Regions from separate parts of the Homo sapiens genome. Here region 2 is linked to region 1. The links are chromatin loops, found by intact Hi-C in ENCODE. Cell type or tissue: GM12878. All regions are shown on one strand. Each heading gives the region's core, and the rest is flanking DNA. Links, peaks and the distances in the headings are about the cores only. Region 1 overlaps DENND5A (DENN domain containing 5A). Region 2 overlaps DENND5A (DENN domain containing 5A).

Region 1 (2,804 bases), core at 96-2,595:
CCATTGTAGTTTCACAGATCTTTATATTATCCTCCCTATCACCTTCAAGAGGCCAGATATAAAAATGTCTTTAAACTGGGTGTGGTGGAGCATGCCTGTAAGGGAGGCTGAAGTCAGAGGATTGCGTAAGCCCAGGAATTTGAGAGCAACCTGGGCAACCTAGCTAGACCCTGACTCTACAAAAAAATTTAAACAATTAGCTGGGCGTGGTGGTCCTAGCTACTCTGGAGGCTGAGGTGGGAGGATAGCCTGAGCTCAGGAGGTTGAGGCTGCAGTGAGCCGTGATTGTGCCACTGCACCCCAGCCTGGGCAACAGAGTGTGACCTTATCTCAAAACAACAACAACAACAAATGTCGATTTATTTCTGGCTTGGTCAAAACAGAACAGATAAAAAACCTATTAGAAGTTCTTGTAAGGCATGTATGCTTTAAAAAAAAGTCTGTTATGATTGATTTGAACTGTACTTCCTTGGAAGCAGATTCACAAAGATAGACTCACACATAGTTGACTAATTTTGAAATTGTTCTTGGAAATGGGCTTTAGATCTTATATCTGGATCTGCTGATGTTTGTATAATCTATATGTGTTGAACAAATAATTAGTCGTTGTTTCTAGGACAATAGGACAGTCATGTTGGTGATGTCATATTCCTAATATTGTTTGAATTTCCAAGGGTCTAAATAATTGAGAATTTAAGGTACCTGTGATACACAGGTTTCAGGAGGTGGGCCTATGTAGGTGTTTCTGAGGATTAAGTTTTCCTACTGTTTCTTCTCTTTTTTTTTTGAGATGGAGTCTTGCTGTGTCACCCAAGCTGGAGTATAATGGTGTGATCTCAGCTCACTGCAACCTCCATCCCCCGGGTTCAAGTGATTCTCCTGCCTCAGCCTCCCAGTTAGCTGGGATTACAGGTGTCCGCCACTACGCCTGGCTAATTTTTGTATTTTTTAGTAGAGATGGGGTTTCACCATGTTGGCCAGGCTGGTTTGTAACTCCTGACCTCAAGTGATCCACCCACCTTAGCCTCCCAAAGTGCTGGGATTACAGGTATGAGCCACCGTGCCCAGCCCCTTACTGTTTATTCTTAAAACTCAGCCCTAAGTAAATGATGAGTGAATCATTTCACTAAAAAAAATCTTAGGTTTGTGAATCCCCTTCTCTTACCTTTTCTGGCACTCTTTGTAGAGCGGCTGAAATGAGAATATGATTTGTTTTCAGGGCCCTCATACTTCTTTATACATCTCCTTTCCCCTTATGGAGAAAATACTTTGCTCTTGCTACTGGTCCAGTCTAATTCACAGAAGGACATTTGTCTAACTTTGGCACCCCGTATAGTCCTTTATTTAGAACCAGACTCTTTAACAAGACTTCTTCCCTTAGCTAATTTAAAGAAGGGGCAGATGTGGAGAGGTGGTGGTGGGGACAGAGGCTCTAACAATCACTTCTCCAGTGATTCATAGCCTTTCTCTCCCTTTTGACCACACTTCAGATCAGCTGGTCATGCTCACCTTTGGCTCCATTCTTCATCTCACTTTTAAAAAGTTCTCCCCTTAATCACTCAGCTTTCCTATCTTCTCACACATGCATGTCATGTCTTAGGGAGCTCCTTACAGCCATTTTAGATGAGATCAGGCGCATTTAGGGTGGTTATGGCCATAGACGCCTAGAGCCATTTTAGGAAGGCGTCTTTCCTTTACAGAGAACGGTGATAGTTGTCCTGATTCCTCTCTCTGTTGTGATATTTCGTGGTTTTTACTGAGGGGATTTTCTGGCTAGTTAGGAAGAAATGAACAAACTGATAACTGAAAGTGAAGAAGCTTAGGAGGAAGAAACAGTTATCTTCTTTCAGACATGAATGCAGTTTAAAAATACATCCCAAGAATTTCAGACTGTAGACGAGATCATTATGTCAGCGGCTTGCTGCTTAATTACTTTGTACAGTAAGTGCAGGCTTACCATGGGTGGGCTCTGCAGGTGTTACAGAAAGCTCTGAGCCTAGCTCTACATAAGCTGTAGGCCTTGTTGCTGCAGCTATTACCAGCTGCCTGCTGATTTTTGCCAGTCTTTAGTGAAGATTACCAAATGTATTTTGAGGGACGAAATTTACTCAAAAAGAAAGTTTCAGAAGAATTTGTTTGGAAGAAGGATCAGGAAATAAGAGGAATGAAATTGTGGCACTTGCTTTTAATAACAGAAAGAAGGTTGGGTCCTATCAGAATTTGAAAATTGTGAATAAGTGAGCTGCTGCTTCTGATGATGGACAAAACCTCAGAGAAAATAGAGGAGAGATTGTAGTTATAAAAGCAGTAACTTTCTGACTGGAATTATTATTAGTTTCTGGAACAGGTGCCTTAGAGTTATTATAAACTTTTCTCTTTTAGAAACTTTTGAGGTGCCTTTGGGATTGATTTAGGGTAAAGGATTTTCTGACTTAGGTGCATCTCATCCTGTGATAGTGAAGAATGCATTTTCCTTAATAACCACAAGTCCCTTTAGGTTCCAGACCAACTTAGAAAAACTACATTTGTAACAGAATTTATTCTGTCAACTAGCACACGCAAACAGGACCCTGTGCAAGTGTACTCTGAATGGTTAGGCCACGTAGGTGAAAGATCTGGAGCCTCCCAGATAATAGCCTTCCTGTGAAATGGTTATTTGTATGTGTATGTTCTTTTTCCTGTATATTTGACACTGAGATCATTGAGGGTATGTGCTTTGTCTGGTTCATCTCTATTCCTCACAATATCTAAGTCCCTTGATTACTCAGTAAACAGGTATAGATTTCACTTGAATTGTCCTTGAT
Region 2 (2,804 bases), core at 179-2,678, 51 kb before region 1:
TTCATTAAAAAAGAAATGTTACTGTCTTAATGGATATGTGTTAATTATCTGGCTTTTTGGCAAGCTAAAATTATATCCTTGTGAAAGTTTATTGGGATAATAAAGAAAGGGGGATGAGTTGTATAAAATGTGTAAAGAGGGGTATTTTCTGTTTTTTTAAAAATGTGGTTGCAGTAGTGGAATGCCGAGACCACATTTCCGATAGGTGGCCTTTGTTAGAGTATGCAGTGTTGGAAGGATTTTTTTTCCCTCTTCATTTCATTTCTGGTGGGTTGGTAGGGGAATCTGAACTATCCAGAGGGAATCTTTTTTTTTTTTTTTTTTTGAGACACAGTCTCACTCTGTTGCCCCAGCTGGAATGCAGTGCTGCAATAGTGGCTCACTGAAACCTCCGTCTCCCAGGTTCAAGCAATTCTGCCTCAGCCTCCCGAGTAGCTGGGATTATGAGCCGCGCGTGCCACCACATCAGGCTAATTTTTGTATCTTTAGTAGAGATGGGGTTTCACCATGTTGGCCAGGCTGGTCTTGAATTCTTGACCTCAAGTGATCTGCCCACCTCGGCCTCCCAAAATGCTAGGATTACAGGCGTGAGCCACCACTCCCAGAGGGAATCTTTGAATAAAACAAAGCAGAGTACAAATAGCAGGTTCTTCCTGAGAGTCTCCAGGGTGCATTTTCTCTCCTCAGCCTGCCTTGTAGCTCCCAAACTGATGATATCATACTCAGTAACTAACTACAGGAAATTGTAATTTGTAGCCAGGTTCTCCAAGAAGGTATTAAGGAGTCTCTAAGAAGGTGCACTCCACACAGTTAACTTACATAGCTCAGGTAGCATCTACATTCTTAAAAAGTGAACCCAGAATAAGCAAATCAAAGATGCTCGGTGTTCCTTCTTGTTTTGTGGAGAAAGGTTAAGATTCATTCCTCTCTGTCTGCAACAAATAAACATGGAGGCTGGGCGCAGTAGCTCACACCTGTAATCCCAGTACTTTGGGAGGCTGAGGTGGGTGAATTGCTTGAGCCCAGGAGTTTGAGACCAGCCTGGGCAGCACGGCAAGACTCTTATCTCTACAGAAAGTACAAAAAATTAGCTGGGTGTGGTGGCATGCACCTGTGGTCCCAGCTGCTCAGGAAGCTGAGGTGAGAAGGTCACTTGAGTCTCAGAGGCAGAGGTTGCAGTGAACTGAGATTGTGACACTGCACTCCAGCCTGAGCAACAGAGTGAGACCCTGTCTCAAATAAACAAATACAACTAAAAATAAAAAATAAAAAAACCCAAATAAGCATAGAGCTTGCTGTGTTTAATATAGACTGAGGTAATTGGATTTTGTAGGAATCTCTTCCTGTCACTTCTTTCCCTTTCTTGCAGACTCAGCATTTAGGCAAGTAATGTAGTTGTTTTTTGTGCAAGGAATTGAGGAATGTGTGAAAATTAATTTTGTTTTCTGGTTGAGGAAGCTCTTTGGGCTAGAAGGAGAAGAAGGTAATATGTGAGCAAAGCACAGATTTAGCCACCTTGAGGATATGGTGTCTGCTTGTTGGCTTTTTGAACTTGTCAGTTAGGTAAGCAAATCTGGAAGAATTGCTTCTGATTTATGTTTTCCATTATTTTTGGCACATCGTAAGTGGGGAGGCAGATGATAGTGGAGTTCAGTTTCTTTTTCTACCTCTGATGGGCGAATGTCCTGGTGAATCTTCTTTTTCTTTGTTTCTGATGGTCACCACTAGGTGACCCCAGGAGAAGGTTTTACTGTGAAATGGGGTTCATGAGTTTATTTTCCTTGTCTCTGCTTGAGAATTAAGGTTCCCAAATACTTGTGACGTATTTCTTACCTTGGAATCTGTAAGTTCCTCTGAACTGATCTGCACCTAGCATTGAGATATAAGTATCCTAGGTTCTTTCATCTTGTACTCCAATTTTCCCAGGCTCTGTGCAGAAGCTCTTGCCAGGAATTGAAGAGAAGTGGCTAGGGATAAGGATAGATGGGAAACTGGCCAGTGTGCTGTATGAACTTACTAGAAAATTGAGACTACACTGAAATAGTCTCTCTCTTTTTTTTTTTTTTTTTTTTTTTGAGATGGAGTCCTGCTCTTTTGCCCAGGCTGGAGTGCAATGGCGTGATCTCAGCTCACTGCAACCTCTGCCTGTCTGGTTCAAGTGATTCTGAGCCTCAGCCTCCCAAGTAGCTGGGACCACAGGTGTGCACTAGCACACCTGGCTAATTCTTGTATTTTTAGTAGAGACAGGATTTCGCCATGTTGGTCAGGCTGGTCTTGAACTCCTTACCTCAGGTGACCCACCCGCATTGGCCTCCCAAAGTATTGGGATTACAGGTGTGAGCCGCTTCGCCTGGCCTGAAATAGTCTCTTAATGTCACCTTTAGAAGAGAGAGGGTCCTGGTACAGTGGCTCACATCTGTAATTCCAGCAGTCTGGGAGGCTGAGGCAGGATGATGCTTGGGTCCAGGAGTTTGAGATCACCTTGGCCACTGTAGCAAGACCCTGTTTTTTTGTTGTTTGTTTGTTTGTTTGTTTTGAGATGGGAGTCTCACTCTGTCGCCCAGGCTGGCGTGCAGTGGCACGATCTCGGCTCACTGCAAACTCCGCCTCCCGGGTTCACGCCATTCTCCTGCCTCAGCCTCCGGAGTAGCTGGGACTACAGGCGCCCACCACCACGCCCGGCTAATTTTTTTGTACTTTTTTTTTTTAGTAGAGATGGGGTGTCACCGTGTTAGCCAGGATGGTCTTGATCTCCTGACCTTGTGATCCGCCTGCGTTGGCCTTCCAAAGTGCTGAGATTACAG

What was found. Hi-C counts contacts between places; a loop is a spot of excess contacts. Peaks named below come from ENCODE experiments on the same cell type or tissue, not always from the same donor. Only the 100,000 strongest peaks of a DNase experiment are listed, where the experiment ranks them.
Region 2: a loop joins it to region 1, with 3 times the contacts of the local background. A loop is called at or near these places in 37 of 110 quality-filtered maps.

What each region holds. Positions count from the first base shown.
Region 1 is chr11:9,208,090-9,210,893 of GRCh38, reverse strand. The region is part of intron 1 of DENND5A (DENN domain containing 5A); the gene reads left to right. Among named protein-coding and RNA genes, the nearest start is that of DENND5A, 56 kb to the left of the region's middle. In GM12878, for the core only: no CTCF peak of the experiment used is centred there; DNase peaks (open chromatin) are centred at 1,163 and 1,633; H3K4me3 peaks cover 812 bases; H3K27ac peaks cover 2,500 bases.
Region 2 is chr11:9,259,299-9,262,102 of GRCh38, reverse strand. The region is part of intron 1 of DENND5A (DENN domain containing 5A); the gene reads left to right. Among named protein-coding and RNA genes, the nearest start is that of DENND5A, 4.6 kb to the left of the region's middle. RefSeq lists a silencer at 1,181-1,240. In GM12878, for the core only: a CTCF peak has its summit at 1,715; no DNase peak of the experiment used is centred there; H3K4me3 peaks cover 374 bases.